3 separate regions of the Mus musculus genome follow, and all the other regions are linked to region 1. Evidence: chromatin loops called from intact Hi-C (ENCODE). Cell type or tissue: heart. All regions are shown on one strand. Links, peaks and the distances in the headings refer to the core of each region. The heading gives the core; the rest is flanking DNA.

Region 1 (7,631 bases), core at 962-5,961:
GACGAGTGGAGGCAAGACCCTTGTCAGGGTTAGTAGGCTATCTGAACTGAGGAGATGGACCTGAGAGTCCAGCTTTTGCTAGATTGTGTAGGAGACAACACTAAAAGGAGCTATGTAGATAGAGAGCTTCTTAGGTTTGCAGAGAGCCAGTATGTCTATGTCAGGAAAACGCTCAGGGATCAGGAGAGGAGCACTCAATGGGATTCGATGTGGCAGTACACAGGGATGGAAATATACTGCCAATTCTCACAGTTCCGTCACTCAGAATCAGGTCACATTCAATCTCTTCTATAACTCTTTTAGCTCTACCAGTTTCAGAAAATATCACCTAAAGTTCCCCAGAAAGCAAAAATGAAGATGTAAGTTGTGGTAGGTAAAAGCAATGGAGGAACAAAGCAAGGAAGGAGCATATATAAGTGTTCTTTGAAGCTGGCCATTGCTAAAGGCTGCTAATTAATTCAACCCCACAACATTGTCCCATATCTAAAGGCTGTTGTTTAAGTAGAAAGATAAATGGTTGGGGTAAAAGGGGGATCCAGTCTCACTGGTCATGACTTGCCGAGAATTGGACAAAAGACATAGAGTGATCCTTTCTTAGTCATAGAGAATAATTAGTTCTAGAATGAAACTGTTTTGGTATATCTAAATAGTTAAAAAGAAAGTTCTAATAAAGGTTGAAACTGTTTCCAAAAATGTCAACTCTGTCCTGGAACAAAGTTGAAGAATATTTACAAGAGTACTGCGATGTCTAGTACCCCATAAAGTAAAATTCACAATGTCTGGCATGTCAAGATTCTGAATCCTCAGAAAAAGCAACCTGTAAATGTTGCTTTTATCTCCTCAGCTGAATGGATGAGATGAGAGCCATGCTCAAGCTGAGAAATACACTGCTTGGTCTGAGTCCAGAGTGTCTCCTTCTCTATTCTAACTATCCCTAGGTATAAAATGGATTAGCCGCTGTACAATCTAATTTTCCAAGCTGACTGATTCAATCCTGCTTCTTGTGGCTTCTGACTGAATTACTCTTCTTGGCCTCATACTGACTTTGGCAATATGTTCCAGTCTTCTGGCTCCTTCTCATTCTTTGGCTTATTCTGTCTTTATCTGTGTCTAGCTTGGTCTTGTTGTAACCTGTCTCTGTAAAGTTGTCTCTGAAAAACTTCCACACACACATACATCACACATCACCCCCCATCTCTCTGCTCTTAAGTAATCTCTCTTTCCTATGCTGTTCTCATGTGAGTTGGGCGTATCCTATTTTTGACTCATATTTTGTCAAATCTTTCTGTGATTCATCACTTTGTCTGTCCCTCAATTAGATGACATTTTCAAACATGGCTGCTTCCTTTTACATTACTTGCTTACATTTATTGTTAGGGATTAAAGGTATATATTAAGGGCATGTCTGTTTTCCAGCCAGATCAAACTGCAATCTAGGTATGTCTGCATTCTGGCCAGATCATAGATCTCTAGAAGGTCTTTGGATGTGATCCCTTGCCAGTGCAGCCATGTTGCTAGATCAAAATTCCTCTACAGCAACCCAAGTACTGAGACAGATTACCAAGAGATCACCAACTACTGTACCTGAATTAGTGTGGTTATAGATTCAAAGTGAGACAACAAAGTTTTTAAAATGATTCAAATTGCACTCCTGGAGACAAATGGAAACTGTAACATTCATGATGAAATTACATGAGAGGAACCACTGGTGTATTACACAGTAAGGAATAGACTAAGAGAACATAAAGACATAGTATAGAAACTATTAAAATGAAACTAGGGAAGAAAGGGAACAATTAAGGAAAATGAACACAATGTTAGTGAGCAATGAAACAGCTTCAAGTGTCTCCTGCACACGTAACGTTTTTGAAAATGAATGTTGTGTCATAATTTTAAAGATATGTTTATCAATCAAGAGGACATAATACTCTCTGCACTTAGTTACAAACGTTCAAAAGGCACAAAGCAAAACCTCACAGAACTTCAAGAAGATTGACAGATCCACAGAGTCCTATATTTCAATACGATTCTCAATAACTGGTCACAAGTGGGCAGGAATCAGTAATGATATAGGAAATTTAACTTAATTAAGATTTAATTTTAATTTAAGATTTGTTTAACACAATTAAACAAATCTGTTTCACATTTGTTGAATAGTCAATTTACACAACACCACTCCCTTTCCTCCAAATGCATCTGGAACACGTATAGATCGTTTAATTCTGATTAGGTAACTGCCATGTTTCCTATTACAAGTAAATAAATTTTAAAAAAGGCAGGAAGAAGGTAGGTAGCTTGCTGAAGGTCACAGCTATTAAGCCCCATGCAGGACTTAGCACCTGGTTGTCTACACCCGGTGTAGAATGCAGAACTCTCCCACCTCTCTGAGCACCTGGAATAACTCAGGTCTCTATGACCTAGAATGAAATCCTTTTTAAATAAACAAAGGAATGGACTACTCAAATAGCATTCAACATTCTCTAAATACTACTTGGAAAGGAAACATGTTCCCTCCCTCTCCTCTCATGTTCCCACACCAGCCCAAATGGCCCGTGTGCTTCCTTTAAGTGACATGACTTATAGGTATCATAAAATCAAGTTCCACAGATGGTGGGTCTGAAAGAGAAGACAGTTGGAGATTATAAAAGGCTGGTGGGAGCTGGCCCTTTCTCAGGCTGCCCCATGCTAGAGGGTGGTCTCATACACACTCAAACCCAGTTTAAAGCTGCCCAAGTGCTGTACTTCGAATGCTTGCATCCAGACAATAGCCCCTTTCCTGGGGGAGGGGGGCGTATTTATTAAAGGGGAACAAAGAATGGTTAGCGCATGAATGACTTTCTTCGCTTACCTTCTGAAATCTGTTAATCCGGCTATAATGTATATAATGATTGCGACTTGGAAGAACATTGTAATGTTTTCCACCGTAAAGTTTCCTTAAGTTTTGGCAGGAAAATGTCATTGAGAGGAACAACATTTCAGTGGATCTTTGCCTGAGACGTGACACATAGTTGTACTGGAGGGTATGTGAAATGGGAATACTATCGCATCACCATGCTTCGCAGAGGATTTAGGCTGATCAGCAAAGTGAATCTTGATAACGAAATTTCAACTCCCCCAGAATTTTTTCTCCCCTCCCTTCCCCTCCCCTCCCCTTTTCTTTTCTTTCTTTAAAAACAAACAAACAAACAAACAGACAGACAGACAGACAGACAAACACTGCTCTTTCTATTGGACGTCAATGTTTTATTGATACCCAGTTTCCTTTCCCAGTTCCACAGCACAGCTAGGGACTTTGTGATGTCTCTTACTTTCCCCCTATCTCCTTCCATTCTCCTTTGCCTCTACAGCTCCCTCTCCCTGCCTCTCCCAACTCCGTGCCTTCCTCTCATCTAAACACTCCCCAAGGAAGATCAAAGAACCATCCATCCTGTAGCTGCAGCCTAGAGGAAAGAAAGCTCCAGCTCCCCCTTCTGGCGGGGCTGAATGTTGGGTTGAGGGACAGGAAGCTAGGCTGGGGCATCTTAGCTTCTGCACTTGGGGTGGGCTGGGGAATTAGGTGTTGTCTGAAGCAGCTTTGCACAGACATTAGGGGAAAAAACGTGCACCAATTCCCTTTGTGCTAGCTAATGTGATGCCCTTGAATTTGGGAGTGGGCCACACATTCCTGAAAGCCATTGTTTACCTTGGAGTTTTGGAGATTGGCTATAGCTCTGAAGGGAACACCAGAGCTGACTTTGCGAGCGCTTCCCCGGTACTGGAGAGACTTGGAACTCACAGAGGGGGAAAGTCGCCCTCCGGGGTGGGGGCTCCAGCAGAGGAGGGACGGCCGCTGGCCAATCAGAAGGAGAGGTCGCGCCGGGCTTCGCCTCCAAGGGGCTAGCTGTGGAAAGTTGGGAGGCTCAGTCGCTGGCCTGGAGCGCGGCGGCGGAGGCGGCACCGCAGGCTCGCAGCGTCCCCCAGGGCATGGACCCCGCGCTCTGCGGGCGCTCGGCTACTCGCAGCTCCCTGCACGCGGCCGCTTAGAGCCCAGGACCTACCCAGCCGGACAAAAGGCGCCGCATCCCTGCCCAGCCCAGCCCAGCTCCTGGAGGCAGCCGGGCTCCGGGTTGGTCTGCATCTCATTCTCCGCTCCAAAACTTTTGAGTTAGTTCAGAGACTGCAAAAGCCTGATGAGGCACCAGAGAGGAAGCCAGTCCTCTGCCTGCTGTTGAGGAGTAAGCACAGTGGTTAGGAGCTTAGGGCAAAGAGAAAAGCAGCGAGCAAAACAAGAAAAGAAAAGAAAAAAATGATTGCCCAGGAAGTGGTCCACACAGTATTCCTGGTGGCTCTTTTTCGTTCTTCCCTAGCTGGAGATGGGACTCCGCAGTCTGAGAGCAGGGCTGAGGAGATTCCTGAGGGGGCGTCCACGCTGGCTTTTGTGTTTGATGTGACTGGGTCCATGTATGATGATTTAGTTCAGGTTATTGAAGGGGCTTCCAAAATTTTGGAGACGTCTTTGAAAAGACCTAAGAGACCTCTTTACAACTTTGCTTTGGTGCCCTTCCATGATCCAGGTAAGGGGAATACTTACTCTCTGTATTTGTTGTGCTTGGTGATTCATAATTCTATTATTTCTTATGCTATGAATTTGTTATATTGTCAGAAAGTTTCAAAAGCATTTAAAAAAATGCAGCGGAATACGATAGTAACAAAGAATTGCCTACTGGCATCTGGGGTTATATCTCAGTTTAGCAAGGCTTAGCCATGGAGTGAGTAGATGGCTTGTTTAGGGGGATTAAACAGTGGTGCCCTGACCTGGAAATGTGGTCCTCTGAAGATGAGAACCAGGACTTTGTAGTAGCAACAGCAGCAAGCTCAGAGTTAACCTGCTTGCATTTTCAAGCTAAAGACTGTTTCAATTGCTAAGGCAGCCACGGGACAGGAATGGGGTTTTCAGCAGCAGGGCACTGAGCGCAAGCGAGCACACACTCTCAAGATAGCCTCACATGGGAGAAAATCAGACCTGCTGCAGGGCACATGAGCAAGTCTGTAAATAGCAGCTAGGATTGGAACTGGAGGCATGAAAATGAAAGACAGAAGCCATTCATTCTGTAACTGAATCTATTCACCGTGGCACCGGGTCATCATTAGTTAGATTCACCGATGTGTGTAAACAGTATGTTCATGTCTCAGGCGGTACAAATGCATGCAATTTGCTAGGTCTGTGCTCTTGAAAGGTAGTTGAAGAAAAATAGCTTTATGTTGTGCCCTGCAGCTGTGGCTTTCTGCTGCTGTACTGTAACATGATCCTATTTACTCTTTTGCAGTTTCTTTTTCAAGTAGCACCTCTCTGCGAGGCTCCTAGGAGCCCTCATTGTCATCGTGGAGGGTAGCATTACAGGGGGAGCCCCAGGGCTTACTGTCTTGTGTCCACCTGAGTTTCATTAGGCAAGTAGCCGCTCAGTGGAAGAAATAAAACAGTGGTTTCTTAAGAGCCCTCCCCCACTGCTCTCCCACATTCCCCTTGCTTTTGAAATTCTCTCTTCTCTAGACTTTGGCATAACCTCTTTCACAATGAGAGCATGATGTTGAAGATCTCTGGTTTGGTGGTTTCCTCCCCCCTTCCTTGTGCATTTGCCAGGCATATTAAAATCCTAATTATTGCTGGTTATTAAATGTGGTGTATTTCAGCTATTTAAAAAGATGTCCTTGGGATATATTGAGAGGGAGCTAGAATTTTCTGGAATTTTAAAGTTCTTCAATGACAACAATAAGCAGTCCTGGTCTTCTGCAGTATATGCATGCATTTCCACACTGATCGGACATGATATGCTTTTCTATTTGAATCAAGAGTTTGATGGTCATTTGCCGTGTTTACTGTCTCATTAAGACACTTCAAATGTCATGATGTTTCAATTTATAAGATGTCACTTACGATGCAGTCCAAGGCTTTTGTTATTTTGGAATAGGCTAAACATACTTCCTCAACAGGGATGACTCTGAAGTTGACTCAAATATAAAGTAAAAGCGGATTTTGCTAATTTATAGCACAAGTTGCTTGCTTCAAAATTGATGAGATTATGTTACTGGAAAAATATAAAATATGTTTCATCTCATAAATGGATGCCGAATTACCATATTTTGGAATGATGTGGAAATATTTTATAACATTGTATAGTGTGTGTTGCCTCCCAACTGGTATCCAGTGAGAAAGTCTTTAACTCATTGTAGTTGATTTTACTGTAGTTTAGCAACCAGAATTCATAGTGGGGAAACGTGGAATGTTAATTGCCAGTGACTAATAAAACTAGACCCCTTTTTGAATTAAATTGGATGAGAAAATAATTAGAAGTTTAAACTTTAATAAAACTGTGTTTATAACTCAATGTACATACTGGTTCTATTTCCTTTATGATTAAAAATAGAGGATGAGAAACAGCTTATATTATCCAAGTATATTTAAACTATTTTTGCAGATAGGGAAATAGAAGTTAAAACATACAATTGACATTTAAGTTCAATTTCACTTTAATTGATTATTGACATTGTGTGATTTTTTTTTCTGATTTCCTCTTTGTGTGCGCCCATGTGTTCATTGAGAGGTTTTGTTTCCTTTCCAGCTGATGATCAGGATGTAATGACAGGAAGGGCCTTGAATGGAGATTGATATCTTACTGACATTGGGGAAAAGTCAATTTCCCTTTTTGAAGCTCAGTTTCAAAATCAGAGCGAAGGAACTGGACTTGAGCAGGCCTACGGACATTTCTGATTGTGATATTTTGTGACTGTTCTACAAATGGCGTTTTAAATAGTCTCTAATACACATTTATGGTTGAATAAATCAACTGATGTGGAAAGAAGTAACATCTAGCATTGAACTCAAGTAATCATACTAATGACTTGAGGGCTTGCTCTGCTGGCACGTGTCCCCCCTGTGTCCCTAGATGGAATAATGAGTGACAGTCTCGGGCTTTTGCAGACCCACATTACAGTTCAGGGAAAGGTGTGTGGCTACAGGTGGTGGTTGTTTGAAAACATAGAGTCCAAGGAGGAAGAAAGTCGAATCCATGGGCAGTGTGGTGATAAAACTCATCAGAAGATATTCATGCAGGGAAAAGTGAGAAAGAGCCAGCAGCACACAGGAAGGGGAAGCAGCTGCCCCGAGCCAGCCTCAATTATCCTAATGATAATTAACTAACTGTGTTGAAGAAGCCTTTTAACTCCCAAAGTCATGCTTCCTGTATTACTTTAAATTAATTAATTTATTTTTGAGACATAGTCTTTTATGTAGCCCTGACTGGTCTGGAACTCATGATGTAGGCCAGGCTGGTCTTGAACTCATGAACTATCTTCCTGCTTCTGATTCTTGGTGCAGGGATTCTATGTGTGCACCATGACATCTGGTTACTGCATTCATGTGTAATAGCTTTGTTGAGATATACTTCCTTCATCATACAGTGTACCGTTTTATCATGTATAATTATTATGCTTGTAGATAGGTGACACCGTCGTCACGGTTGGTTTTAAAATAGTCTCCTGACCCCCAAAGAAGTTCCATACAATTTAGTTGTCAGTTTCCTATTCCTCTCCTAAGTAAACCACTAGCCCACTTTTCTGCCTCTCTGAGATTTCCTGTTCTGGCTCATACATGG
Region 2 (7,631 bases), core at 1,122-6,121, 51 kb after region 1:
AAACATGTGGCCCATTCCGGCTAAGAGATTCTGATTGATTCTATTGTGAACTTGTCAGCTTGAGAACAACATTGAGTAGAGATAGATGTGTCACATAAAGTTGGTGGCCCAGCATGTAGTCCTGTCTCCTCACCCCTAGTTGGGAAGTCGTTGCTTCTTCTGAATAAAGTCCACAGCCAGTGAAGTTCGCATCTCGGGGATCTTCTGCAGATTAATAAAAGGATGTCTGGAAGGGATTCTGAGATACTTCAGAGGAATGCAGTTTGATTTTATAACATCATGTTGATGTTGTTATTTATCAGGCTCCAAGGAGGCCTCTTTTAGTTTCCTATTTGAAGGCCCAGAAATAATTTTCCCTAACATGAGGTTTTCCATGGAAATGCAGAAACAGCCTTTGGAACATAACATTTGCATAATACACATTCTTCCGAGGAGTTCTCTTTCTGAGCCTATTACTTTGTATTTAGCCTTATTTCCCCCTTACTCTCCAAACTGCGATTATCCGCTTCTACTGCCATTTTTTTTCCCCTAGTTTGGAGGGCTTTCATTAGTTGGGAGTTTAGAGAAACAATACTAATTTTCTTTGGGGATGAACAATTTATAGGCAAAGAGAGGCTGGGCTTTGTAGTAGTAAACAGTGTATCTAGGCTCTCTTTGCCTTATTTGGGTCCCCTTGTATCTTGGATTTCTTTGACTTCCCTGAGAATCTGTTTTATGGCTCAGCCAGGTTTCAGCAGGTGTGATGTATCATCGTGCAAACCTTTGCTAGCTGCAAATACTCGCTGAAAATGTATTTAATCACATATTTCAATCTGCTGTATTAATGTAAAAACTACTTGAAGATAAATACATTTCCAGGCGCAAAGCCAACATGAAACTCCTACACAAATAAATATGGCAGAACCAAATTAAAACTCTCGCATTTTCCCTGTCTCTAGATTTGGCCATAGCAGTTGCCTACTTTTCCTTTTGTGGTTATCATGTTTGTGTTCTGTGACATACCTCTCCTCAATTCTGCCTTTGCATAGGGACCCATTTTGCCCCCCAGGCTTGCTGTAAACCAATTATGTAATGAAGAGACACACTTTTTATATTTGCCTTCAGTTGTATGAAGTAACTTTCAATATCCCATTATCCTCCTTTTTCTTAATGTAATTTAGCAAGTTAAAGCACGTTATTTAAAATTTGAAACTTTGAGTTGAGTGTCTTTCTGGGGGACTTGTGTCTGGCCGAGTGGGGGGACAGGAAACTGGGTGTGTCACAACATGAGTTTTCTTCATTAAAATTGTTTGAAAAGAGAGATAGGAAATACCTGCCTTTTGGAGTATCCTCTCTACCAGTTATAGATGAAGTTAGGATGAGGTTGACCTTGACTGGTAGATGCTGCACTTGGTAAGGTGTTTTAAACGCCACTCGGGATTGATCTTTGCCCAAAGGTTGGGAGAATGAGAACCAGAAGTGAGTGCAGCCGCAATGAATTAGAATCTGGAGGGGTTGGCAGGAACATGTCCAGCATTCAGGATGCCAGTGGATGAAGCACAGGGCATGCTAAGAGATTGCAAAATCCACTGCTATGTCGCCTGAGAGTTCACGGCAAAGTGTGTTAGGAAGGGAGTCACTTTGTGGGAATGGGGAGGACCGAAGCCCATAAAACTCTGAAGTACTTCCAACCTCATTTCTCGGCTCTTCTTGCCAGGGCCGTTCTTCCTGCTGTCCGCAGTTAGCAGCGTGCTGGGGTAGGCTTTGCCTCTCAGAATAGAAGGACCAAATGCTGGAGAGGAGACACTGGCAAGAACCAGCACACGTCACACCTCTCAGAGCCTTTTCTCTTTCAATCCTTTAGGCGAGTTTTAGTGACTAACCTTTAACTCTATTATATTGTGTGTGTGTGTGTGTGTGTGTGTGTGTGTGCGTGTATGTGCTATTTGCTTTACACCTATACTTACTTTCATATATTATTTATTTGTTTAATTTAATTATAGATAGTAGAACAAAGCCACAGAAGTGAGGTGACTTATGACTAACCAGCAGATAAGCGACAGTCAGAATTCAGGATGTGAGCTTGAATTAGTGTGGACTACATTTTTCTCTCCCACCTGCCCACTGCCCAGATACTATTACTTAGTGTAGCCCACTTGTGCCAAATAAAAACCTGTTGGCATTTTTCTTCTGTAATATATAACTGTTAATTAATAATGAATTAAATTAACTTCAGAACAACAATTTGGTATGTTTGAGACATCTAAATGTTATTTTATAGTTGATTTTTAAAAAAATATATCAGAATGATTGCTGTGTTCTGGCATTTCTGTAATGCCAACACAGCAGACAGGAAAAAAAAAGGCTGTAGCTTCGTCAACACCTTTACTAAGTAACTTTGCAACAGATTTAGTTTCACAAATCCCCACACATATCTGTAAGGTGTTGTACTTAGCCTTCTCCTGCTGTCTTCCAAGACAAAGCCTTTTTGTCTTAGAAGAGGTTAGAGGGAGAGGGAGGGAGGGAGGGAGGGAGGGAGAGAGAGAGAGAGAGAGAGAGAATTGCATTACTTTAGAGTACATTAAAGTTTCTTTTTGTTTTATGTGAGGCAATGAAACATATATGATGTATGACTTGAAATAGAGAGTGGCCCTATTGACAGATACATGTGTAGATCAGTCTTTAAATAATAGGCTTTTAAAACCTGTGCTTGAGTTTGCGTTGGAGTTTTGCCATATTGTTTAAATTAGCTCAAGAGCAGAGAGGAGACTCCTAACAGGAAGCCATTGTAATTTTCTGCTCTTAGACATTAGTGTTTTTACGAGCTGAAGTTCACTGTCTCAAGGGACAATAGAATCCCCCTGGAATGGTTTCTGAGCCTGTTGAATTGTACATTGGTATTTTCAAGCCTGCCCATAGAAGAGTAGGGCCTTTATTTCATTTTTGTGATGACATGACACTATCCCCAAATGCCATTTTTATTTACAGTGACCTTTTTCAAAACTATAATATTCAGAACAAAACACTTTAACTAATTTTTCAGTAAATGTGTTCCATGTTTATTTTGAAAAAAAAATCATAGGGATTTAATCATTATTTGGCTTTTAATATCCATGTAACAAAGCAACAGATTAAAAAAAACCTATAACCGAAGATTTTCTGAGATATATAGAATAAAGTATAATAAGCATTTTGAATTGGATATAAACACATGAGTTACATTTGTTTCCATTAAAAAGACTCAAGCATGCTATTTCTACAAAGTTAAAGTTCATGTACAGTGCTTTAAATAAATTTACCATCATTGCTATCTATAAAGCAATTTTTAACAGTGGTGCTTTGTTGAATGTGACTTGACAAACATTTAATGTTCCTTGCTTGTACAGTTGTGTCAATGGATTTCCTGTTTAGAAATGTGCCAGGGTGGAGGAGAGTGGGTGTGAGAAAACAGGGCGATGTTGGGCTCACACTATGACCAGATGGTCTGTGGGATTGCTCAGTAGGTCCTTGATACGCTGGTACATCAAACCCAAGAGTTAATGTGACATGCTACAGACATCTTGGTATATAGCAAGAAACATTTGGAAAGACCCTGTCCTCCCTCTCATGTAAGAGGGGTGTTGTGTTGAGAAGGACGCATGTCACACACTTTGACCACACTGTCATTTTCGTGCAGCATAGAGTCCCAATCTGTGACAGTGATTTAAGGCCCTTGGACATTTCCAGCATTCACGTGCCTCTGTCCTGACTTTTGTCAGAGGCAACTGTAGTCACTTCTTTGTTTTTGTGGACTGATGCAGAGTCTGTGCCAGGGCCAGGGCTAATTGTCACCTTCTGGCTGCTTGGTACACCTGCTCCTTGGTGATGTCTGTGATCTCTGAGCTCTACCTGCACTCAATGGGAGAAGCTGCTCAGAGTCTCTGGGCTTAGAAAACCTTCAGGTCCAGGCACAATGGTTTGGTTAGTCATTGCTTTTCTGCATCCTATGAGACTGGTAACCACTCAGGTTCTTTCTAAAACACATCCTTCATGCCTGTGTTTTCACACTGTTGCCTTATCTATTATATCTACATCTTTTTTCCTTTCACCACTGAACAATAAGACAAAAAAAAAAGTGATTCAAAGGATAGAGAGGGGCTTGGTGTGAAACCAGTTGTGACCTCACTATCCATAAACAGGGCCTTACTGAAGTTCTGGCTCCTTAGACAGTGAGAGAAGAAACAAGAGGAAGTGTTTGATGCCACATGGCCTAGAGCAGTGCTTTTCAATGGGGCCTTGTTAGTACAGGGGTGGGACAGATCTTCCCAGGGAAGGGCTCTTCCAGGCACTGCAGGGTGCTTGGCATCCTGGCCTCCAGGCATCAACTGCTGGTTACATCCTCCATTGTGTCAGGCCCAGACTTCCCCACGCCTTCATTCTCAGACAGTCTCTACAGTGGTGGTACGGTTGGTATGGTCCTGTGGTCGGAGGTAACTGGGGGTTACACTTACCTCTTTCCTCTGAAGTCACTTATCCTTTATCATTTTTATTATTTTTGGAGAAATCATATGGTGTATTCACTCTGGTGCTGTTTATGTTAACCCATTGCCAAGTGTACTTCTCCCATGCTCTCCTGTTGACATGTTTTCAGTTTTTCTTCTTTCCAGGGAGTTGTCTTTATTGAAATGAACTTATTTATTACATAACAGGAGCTCCTTCTGATACTTCAGAGTCAGCTCGGACCTGAGCTCCTGGGCTTCTAGGAATATATCATCTCCCACGAGCTCCTAGATGCCTGAGTCACATTTATCAGGCTGCAATGCATTGTGTTCCATGCCCACCTTTCAGGACACATAAGAACAGATAGATACCATTTTGATGGTGCCAACAACTGTAGTAGAGGGTCAAGAAATAATTGCTGTTGTTTAAGCAAAGGGGTGAAAGCTATTGCAGAGGTGGGAGACATTTAGGTTGGAGGAAAGCAGAAACAGCTTCTATCAACTGGCTGCAAGCACTGTTGAGTACAATGGGCTACGTTTCAGTCTTGAGCTCTGGGGTGAAGGTCTTCGTTCTCTCGTGCTCACAGGTTGGCAAAGACCACATGGCCCTTGGTTAGCACAGGGCATCACTTGAGCTTGGAGCGAACATTTTTGTAGTCAAGTTAACTTCTCTTTTTAAAAAAAAAAAACCCAGAGTGATATTGAAACGTCAGAGATTGTGATTATTCAGAATGATTTTAGAAGATTGGAATGGGGGGAGGGAGCAAGTTTGAATTCACAAAAGTGAAGTTAAGGGCTAGGCATTAAGTCATATATCAATTCAATTGATGGGTGTTGAGAATGTCATTTTTTTCTAGTCTCTAAACTTCTTAGCTTTATCACTGAAGATGTTTTCAAACCAACTCTCAGTTCAAAAGAGCTCTTTCTACTATATTTTCAACATTCTATGAGAATGGCTCCAATTCTCAAGTTTTCCTCCCTTCATCCTTCCCTCCTTCCCTTTCTCCTTTCCTCCTTCCCTTCTTTTCTTCCTTCCTTCCCCTCCCTCTCTCCATCTCACTTCTCTATCTTCCCTATTTCTTCCATTTTTATTTTGAGACAGGTTGTCACTATGTAGCCTTGGCTGGTCTGGAACTTACTGTAGACTAGGCTAGCCTAGAACTAATAGAGATCCTCCTGCCTGTTTCTCCTCTGCCTCCCGAGGGCTGAGTTATAATAGTATGTACCACAAACCCTGGAATTTTGATGTTTTCTTTACAGGGTCACAGGATGTAGTTCTAGCTGGCCTGGAACTCACTATGTAGATCAGGCTAGCCTCAAATTTGCATAAATCTCCTAGCTCCCACTCCGAAGTGTTGGGATAACAGGCTTGTACTACCATATCCAGTTCTCTCTATTCATGTTAATTCAGCCGTTAGCACTAGACACAGCCACAGGCAAACATCAGGTGCACTGGGGAGAGGTCATGCGCACAACTCCTGCTTCCCTGGTCGTATTCTTTGTTCTGTTGGTGCTAGTGAAGATCTCACGTGGGTCAGAAGCCAGGGAAGTGACTCACTTTACCAGAAGCGCTCTATAATTTTGTCAGCAACAAGCCACTGAACAAAGGTCTTGGTAGTTTTCTTATTCTGCGGTCCAGAAAGCTAGAGAAAAGATGTTTACTTTGGTGTAGTCTCGCTAACTTTATATGAATAGACTTTTGTTTAAAAATAGCTTCTTTTTAGCTAAGCCTTAAAACCAGAAGGGATCATTTTTTTCCCTAAACGTTTTATTTGGGGGATTTTATTCAGTTTATTAATTTGCTTAAGAGTATATTTCTGTCTTTGTATATATGTAAAAACATAAAAAAGCCAACCATACAAAATCTGATATGTTTAGAAGTTGATGTTGGTTATAATCAAGATATGTATTCAAATTAAATGATGCAAGTTTTGCCCATCTTTAATGTGTGGGACAACCCTACTAGCTATGTTAAATCCAGGCAAATTGTGAGCACCTAAAAGGTGATTTCCCTGCCCGTTGCTGCATGAGACACTTCTCTTAGGTCCAAAGCAAGATGAGATTGAAGGGTACTGGTAGCTAGACTAATTGAAGAAACATTTCCAAATGCCTACTTTCTTTCAAACAGTGAGGACATAGAGACAGAGGAGACGATAAATCTTGTCCTCTTGAGACACACGATCTGAAGGAGGAAGTAGACATGAACAACTGCAATAAATATTAAAAGAATGTTCAGTCTTTCTAGAAAGGCAGCTCTGAGGGTGCAGGCCATGGACAAGAAGGAACGGTTCGCTTTGGAAGGCGCCATCACTGAGCAAGTCAGTGGAATAATTTGTACTTGCCTGGACTGCATAGCACTCAGCGAATCCAGAGCTATACAGAGTCTCTATGGGAGTGAGATGCTGAGGTAGAATTCTAATGGACAGTGCAAATCCTCAGAACCTCATGGAGAGCTGTTCAAATGATCCACCAATGTTTCATTGGCAGTTCAATCAACTTTTTTTTTTTTTGAGTAGAAAATAGTTTCCCCAGAATATGCAGGGCTCTTTGACCAAATGACATATTTCCCGTTCATGTCTTAGCTCCAAACGACACCATTTCAAAAAAAAAAAAAAAAAAAAAAAGAGCTTGACCCACCCAATCTCAGCGTCCCGTATGGACGTATTCTGTTTTTTAAAGAAACAAACTTTAAAAATCCATTGTGTACATTAAAGATTATACTCATATTGTGTTCTTTTTTTCTTGATGAAACCTTATTTCATGAGCTAAGATACCAGAATTTTCTGTCTTGCTCTTTATTGATTCACGATCATCCTTTATTTTTTCATACCACCTCATGATGAGGATGCTGTGCGACCACCCATAGATCACCAGAAAGTCATCACCCACGTATTATTTTGCAACAGTTTTATAATTTTTTGCTTAATTTCTAGCTGATACATTCTATGAGAATTTATCTGATTTCTTAATTCTGGTCATTTCTTATTATTGCCTTAGCAAATTGCCACAAATTTAGTGGTCTAGAAAACCATTAGCTTATTGCCTATTTGTTTTGAAAGTATCAGCCTGTGCAGGTAGAGTAGCGACCCTCTTTCTGGAACTGCTCTCTTTCTGGAGCTGCAGGATCCACCTCTTTCCTTTCCCCGCTGTCTGTCATCCATTCCAGCCTGCATT
Region 3 (7,631 bases), core at 1,122-6,121, 74 kb after region 1:
CATCCATAGTTGGTTTGCATGAAACTTTATACTCCTAAAGTCTGATGACAATTGAATAAATCCCAACTGTACGTGTATATCTCAGATATACACAACATGGATAAGTCCTGAATTCTTCCCATAACTGTTTAAATAAGAACACATGAGAGAGAAGTAAAAAAAATGTAACAGTTATATTGATCAGAAATATCACATACATAAATTCATTAACAGTAAATTGGTAAATTCCATTTTTCAGAGTTCATCTGGGTGGTGGTTCCATGAAAAAGTACTCAGACGTTTCAACATTGTTTGCTTATGGAAAACATTTGGCAGTTGTGTTAGCAAAGAGCAGTGTCAAAAATCTAAACGTTTCCCCCTCAACATCTGCATTTGTTTATTAAAAAACAAATCCACCCTACACCCCCATCTCTCAAACAAGTTTTGTCACGGAATGTTTTTCAATTCGTGAAATTTGATCTCAAATTTTTGTATATGTACAAGCTTAGTTTATTTGTTTATTTCATTTCCACATGTCTGACATCTAAGACTTTAGATAGGAATGATCTTAAAGCATTATTTAAAAAAAAAAACCCACAATCTAAGGGAAAAAGAAGCACTTTAGAGGTTCAGCCCTAAGAATGGCTATTAGAGAAACTGATAACCAAGAGCTATTAGAGATTGGCTTTACAGCCTATACCAAGAGGCATCGCTCCTGTCCTCTTGAAAGTGCTTTGTCAATTGAACTCAATATATTTTGCATGCTGTTCTCTACACCTCAATCTGCTTGAAATGGAGAAGTGTCCTTTTGGTAGAAGTACGTGAATGTGGGCTTATAAATCCAGGTGTTCTCATTAAAACTAGAAGACTGACTAGAAAGAAGGAAAAGACTCTCTTTTCCTTTCCACAGAAATGTATACCTGCATCCATATATGTCTTTATTAAGTTATTTTAACTTTGTTCTGAAGAAAAATGGTGACCATGCTGAAATAATCTACGGTATCTTCCTTCTTGGCACTCCTTATGCAGTTTCCCCTGTAGTACTCATTAAATAGCTCGAGGCTGCCTTAGTTAATGGGATTACATACCAGGGCATTTCCTTGAAATTTGTGAAGTACAAGACTTGGTATACGTATCAGTCCTGATCATAAAGGCTTCACTTCTGTTTAAGGTGAATCCTGATGAGGACTGCGGAGTACTCAGCCAACTGGAAACCTAGCCAGTCTGTAGGTAACATGCTGTTGCTACAGAAGGAGTTTGCTATCTAATGCAATTTCCAGGCCTCATCAGAGCAGTTTCTTAGTGCGTGAGAAGCAAGGAGTGCTGAGACTCACAGCTGGTCAATACACTGATAATAATAGATAATAAGTGCCCACAGACTGTTCAGCCACAACCAGTACATCTTTATCGCATCTCTCTCCAAGGCTTAGGGACCACAGAGAGAGTGGCAGTCAGAGGTCATGTATGACTGCTGTGAATCTTTCTTCTGGATGTGACACAGCCATTGCGCTCACAAACTCATAGTTCTGTTTACCTACACAAGATCAAGTGGGTTGATGTTATGATAAGAAAAGGGACACTCGAGACCTCACTCCTAACTTAGTACATAATCACAGTTGATGTCTAACAGGGAAGGGAGAGTCATATTTCTTCAGGGTGTGGCCCCTGGTAGTTTGCCCATGAACCATTGGATGGCCATACTCTATACACCATTGGATCCGCAGGCAAGCACACTAATTGAATGCACAGGGTTAAAACCAAACCAAACCAAACCAAACCAAACCAAACCAAACCAAACCAAACCAAACCAAACCAAAAAAAAACAGACTGAGTTGAAGTTGGGCGTAGGATGTGTTCAGAGGAGTCCAGGAGCATCATTGGGGAGGGTGGATATTCCCAGAATGCCTTGTATCCATCTATGAAACTCAACATATAAAATATGCTAATAAATTCACATCTACTTAATAATGCCTTATTTTTTAGACAGAAATTGCGACAATAAACTGAAACAGCCTGTTGTACTTTGTCTAATGTATTTGACCAATTTGCTCTCAATAAACATCTTGTTACTGCAACATTAATTTTTGTGTTATAGTTGGTGTGTTTTGAAAAACTTAATACAAGTGTACACCCACATGCTTAAATCAATGAGAACATCTAAAACAGATTGGATCATCTTGAAAAATGGTTGACTTGGAATAAAGAACTATAATCCAAGCTCACTGGTACTGTCTCATTACCCAAACAACAGTGACTCATTGTACGCAACTCCAAGAGAAATGGAAACGATTTCTTATTTGAAATAGCTTTTATGTAGTCATGTACTTTGGTTATCTGTTCATTATATAACACATAATATTTGAGACCCTAGAAGTAAAAACTGTTTGATGTGTTTTGCATGGATAAAGAAAGCCACTTGGGAGCTCTGCTTTTGTTTGGAGTGCTGGGCTGGAATCCAGGGCTTCATGCTTTCAAGAGCATCACCATTGAGCCATGGCCCCTGGTCCTTCATTTTGGGAGCTTTTAAAGTTAAATATTTAATGCAGATATTAGGTTTTTGAAGAAAAAGTGCTATTTTATATAAAAGAAGAATAATGAAACAGCTTGCTAAATAGTTGAGGGAGAAAGCATTGAACATGACTTTGGCAATTTAGTTGTCCAAGGAATTGCCGCTTGGTTCTTAACTATCTCCGCCTTGACATTTTCTTGGACTCTCAACACACAGATGTACAAGCACACATGCACATACTCTCTTTATTAGTGTGTGCATCATGCTCAATAAGGTGAAGTCGGGACTCCTCCCTTTTAATGAAAGAGAGTGTCTAGCAGTCCGTGCCCAGGCTTACAACAGTGCGGTTTCGTAGCTCTCAGTGCTGCACATTTTCTCTGTAAGCGTACATGAGTGTAGTTTCCAAATGCTTCTCTTATGAGAGCATTTCCTGAAGGCTTCCTCACCGCATCTGATTGAAGTTTATAGCAACAACCTGAGTGGGCATTTGTTCAACTTTTCTCCATAACTACGCTATAAACACCACATCAGTCCTGTTAGTTCTGATTTCCAAAGCCCGACATCGAACTTGACCCATAACAGAAATATCAGTTGATATTTGTATGGAACAATAAAAAAATTACATTCTTATTTATGTAACTTTAATTTATTTGTTAAAATTAAAAGATGTTAAGGGATGGGTATTAATTTCTAATGTTTTATTTAATGGTATAGTTAAAATGTATACTTTATATTGACATTCCTTAAAATTTTCTACTTAGTAAGTGCAAAATCAAATAATTTGTGATTGAAATTTTTTGAAGAGAAATTTAGTTCAGTAGCAGAGCGATTTTCACATAATTTCACCTTAAGATGTTTTCTTTAAAAGAAGAATCAAATTTTAATTGCTTTTGGAAAGTGTACCTTTCGAAGTGGCTTTTGAATAAACGTAAGTTTAGTAAGACTAATGTGACCGAAGGTTTCTAGCATGGATCTAGAAGGACCAGCAGGTGGCGCTGTATTCCAATACAGAGTAAGAAATGGAGTCTTCCAGAGGGTGGACTCATTTGGTAAAACCAAAAATTCTATCAATAATTTTACAAGAAAATTTATACAGCACTCTATGAAGCCCATATATTAATTTATACATGGAACATAAAAGTTATTTGAAATTTGGAAGGAACGCTTTTTCTCTTTTGCTTTTATTGTTTCTAGACTTAGCTCTGCTGTCATAGACAGAGGTATAATTATACCAGATTTTATTTTATTTTCTTTCAGTGTATACTAATAAGATGTACCAGGAGCTGGAGTAAATGTTACTGCAAGCAATGGTTAGACTTGGCTTCAAGAAAATGTGACCACAGAGTGGATGTATTCCATATAGATTGACAGGGATTTTGATGGTGTTAATTCATGTGTGTTTGCTTAACATGTTACTTCTACTTTTATTATATTTAATTCACTCTAAAAGGGATTGCATATTTTGCTCTGAGTGATAAATGTAATTCCAAGACATAAAAATTATTTACAAATTTTTATTTTTATATTTTCTTCATTAATGAGCTTGTGAGAATCACAATCAAGTAGGAGTCTTCTGAGTACACACTATATTCACTATCCATAATGCTCAGCTCTGTGAGTACATACTATATTCACTACCCATGATGCTCGGCTCTGTGAGTACATACTATATTCACTACCCATGCTGCTCAGCTCTGTGAGTACACACTATATTCACTACCCATGATGCTTAGCTATGTGATTAGATAGAAAATATCCCAGGAAGACTTGTTAAATGAGAGCGTGCATTTAGATCCTACAAGAACCTTAAAAAATCTCTGTTCCATGAGATATTTACTAAAGAAGCAGTTTTGCTAAAAAATCAATTCAAGAGATCTCATTCCTAATGTCCATAATAGCATGCTTGACTAGGAATAACCAAACCCAACCCAACCCAACCCAACCCACCCAACCCAACCCAACCCACCCAACCCAACCAACCCAACCCAACCCAACCCAACCCAACCCAACCAACCCAACCAACCCAACCCAACCCAACCCAACCCAAACAACCATCCAACCGACCACCTAGCCTAATTGTTCATTAGGCAAATATTTAAGCATCCCCTAACTTTAAAACTATGTGTACAGTAATGTTCAGGGGTCAATATTACAGCTTGCATCTTAGTGCACCCTAAAAATTCTTAAGTTTAGGGATTGAGTCACAGACTAGCACTATCCCAAGTTGTTGGAGCCTTTAAGAAGCAAAGCCTCATGGGAGGGCTCCAGGTCACTGGAGGATCCAGTCTCTCCTTTCTCCTCTTTCTTCTTCCTTTCCACGAAGTGAGCACTTGTGTATTACACTATTGTGTGCTCCTTCTGTGGTAGGTTACCTCCTCCCAGGTCCAACAAGCAACAGAGTTAATCAGTTGTAGACTGTGGCTTCTCAGACTGAGAACCTAAGCAAACTTTTTATTTATTTTTTAAATATAACTTAATTGTGTCAGGTTTTTTGCTACAGTGAAAGAAAAAAAAAACCCCTCATATAGTAAGTATAACTAACAGCAGTGCTATTAGTCTTTCCCATCCTGCCAAGAATTCAAGGACTAAGTTTTACAGAGGCAAAAATTGGAATCAGGAGGGCAAGACATTCTTTTGACATATCCTGAAAAATAATATGAGTTGTTTCCCATTTTCAGGGGATGAGTTACTAGTCAGAGAGGAAAGTTAAAGGACTCAGAAAGAGCAGAGTTTAGGCAGCTACTAACAAAGATCTTTCGACCCTCATGCTCACCTGACTTCGTAGAATGGATAATGATGCTACTTGAACGTTTGAAGAGCAGTCATTGCATGTTGAAGCACTCAGTTGACTATTTCCACACCTCTAGGGATGCTTGTAATATCTTAGTTGACTAAAAAAAGGTAACCAGAATTTCATCTTACCATGTCTGGATGCCAGCTTCCAACTCTCACAGCAAGTTCATTCCCATAGTAACTTCCAACATAGGTCAGTTTATTGGATCCAGGCTAAGAGATTAAAACTGTTTATTTATCTCCACTTTGTCCATCAGAGCATAAGTTTTAGATAATGATGTATGACTAGGATGCTTGTGCCATCTGTATCTGATTAGCAATAAAGGCAGCTTGGAACATGAGGTGGAAAAACCAGTGGTCAGCATTGGGTAACATCCTAGCAGGGCTGACTCAGTACCACTGCCCTGGTGTGTGGGTTGAGGCATTTAAGTACATTTTGTCTTAGGAGTTTTGAAAACGTCATTAGGGCAAGCACCTGGAATTGGTTCTATCTGGGGAAAGGCCAAGAGACAGAAAGGGAAAAGCAGAGAGAGCTTCGGCATGGACACTGTAATGTTTAAGAGGGGGCGGCTGAGCACTGATACTACAATCCCAGTCTTAATGGTCTCTTGCTGAAACCTTCCCTTCCACATGGGAAGAGTCACAGAGGGAGAGATTGCTGCTATCATTCTTATTTTATTTTATTTTATTTTATATTTTTGGCATGCTTGTATTTTCATGTCTTGGTGTGTAATAGAATCAAATTTGTAGTTGATAATAGAAGCTCAGTGGATTTGTGAATAAATTATTGTAATGACTTTTCCAAAAGACTGTTTTGTGCAAAGTGTTTACTGAGCATGATGGGAGAAAAATGTTAATAAAAAACTCTACTTAGCCCAGATTCAACAGGGTATATACTATAAATATTATTACAGTATATGTATTTATGATATATTTATACTATATTATGATATTATATATACACACACATATATGTATGTATATGAATATTCCCAAGGGTTATAGATTTGCATGGCACCCAAAGTCCTTCTAGCTGGGAGGCAGGAGTACTTATAGTGCTCCCTAGAACTAATAGAATCTAGCTTGTTCTTAAGGAATACAGTCTATAATAGGCAGCATTATGTTTATGAATATTTTGTGTGTATGTGTGCATGCATTTATATGTATGTGTGTGCATGTTTGCACGTGTGTATGTATGTGTTTGTGCATGTGTGTATGTGTATATACATGTGTGTGTATGTGTATGTATGTGTGTGTGTTTCAGGTGAATCCAGGCTGAGGTGACAGCTGGAGTCAAGTAAAAGTGGGTGTGGAATCTTCTGGACTTAACTACAAAGCAAATGGAAAGATCAGGCTTGGTGTAAGGTATGTGAGGGAGACAGGGCAGGAGGGAAGGTTGACGGGCAATCAGGACTACACTACAGAGAGCTGGCAAGGCCAGGGTAAAGCAGCTTATATTTTAGCTAGCAGTGAATTTATAGAGAAATAGTGGTTTGTACATTCATGAGTAGTGTTCGATTCTAAAATCTTAAGGGTCACTGATGGCAATTTTCTCTTCTTGGTCCGTTACATGACTTACAAATTGCTGATTTGATTATTTCGATCACAAATTCACAAGCGGATGTGTAATGCTTCCTACACATGGTTTACAAAAAGGCCTAGGAAGGGTCTTTTGCCTTTGTCTCCCAATATTCAGTTTTTTTTCCTTTAGCTTTTGTAACATGGAAAGGGAGATGAAGACGACTACATATGGCCAATCCACGCCACGAACACAGCAGCTGCTTTGGCCCATAGACCCTCAGAAGTTGGCAGAAAAATTTAGCCAGTCCCTTGTAGTTTTTTTTTTTCTTGTTTGTTTATTTCATCTCTTGTGTTTTGTTTTCATGTTTGTGTTATACCCTTCTTATTATTCTCCTCAGTCCCTTCTTTATCAGCTGTCCCCCTCCTGTCCAGTGTTTTCTTCAAAACTCAGACCATATGTTCTTTCCTTGGGACTTTGCCAGAAACCTCACTTCAACTTCCCCATGTCTGACAGGCAGGGCACAATCCCAACCACACCTGGTTCCTCACGATTCTTTCAGGGCACGGCAGTTACCTTTAATTGTAAGAACTGATAAATCATTTCAGCTACTGGACGTTCTTTTACAGCCCTGGTGACGACACTGGTTTCTGGCCCCTACATGTATGGAGCACCAGAGGACAGGCTTGTCGTAGGATTTTCAAATGCCAGAACATGCTTCAGTTGTATTGAATGGAGTTGTTTGCTTCTTTTCTCTAGCGCCTTCTATTCTTTTCCTTCTGAATGACATAGCTGTTTGCACATGGTGATTTCACTCGCACTATCCACATG

What was found. Hi-C counts contacts between places; a loop is a spot of excess contacts. Peaks named below come from ENCODE experiments on the same cell type or tissue, not always from the same donor. Only the 100,000 strongest peaks of a DNase experiment are listed, where the experiment ranks them.
Region 2: it touches region 1 in a loop (1.8-fold over the local background); 4 of 42 quality-filtered maps call a loop at or near these places.
Region 3: it touches region 1 in a loop (2.1-fold over the local background); 10 of 42 quality-filtered maps call a loop at or near these places.

What each region holds. Positions count from the first base shown.
Region 1 is chr1:150,989,706-150,997,336 of GRCm38, reverse strand. Hmcn1 (hemicentin 1) reads left to right here and starts at 3,902. Exons shown (of 107, transcript NM_001024720.3): 1 at 3,902-4,553. The coding sequence starts at 4,286. In heart, for the core only: a CTCF peak has its summit at 3,487 (motif pointing left); DNase peaks (open chromatin) are centred at 3,886 and 4,956; H3K4me3 peaks cover 2,731 bases; H3K27ac peaks cover 2,487 bases.
Region 2 is chr1:150,938,945-150,946,575 of GRCm38, reverse strand. All of the region lies in intron 1 of Hmcn1 (hemicentin 1), which reads left to right. Among named protein-coding and RNA genes, the nearest start is that of Hmcn1, 51 kb to the left of the region's middle. In heart, for the core only: no CTCF peak of the experiment used is centred there; no DNase peak of the experiment used is centred there; H3K27ac peaks cover 323 bases.
Region 3 is chr1:150,916,326-150,923,956 of GRCm38, reverse strand. All of the region lies in intron 1 of Hmcn1 (hemicentin 1), which reads left to right. Among named protein-coding and RNA genes, the nearest start is that of Hmcn1, 73 kb to the left of the region's middle. In heart, for the core only: a CTCF peak has its summit at 3,472 (motif pointing right); no DNase peak of the experiment used is centred there.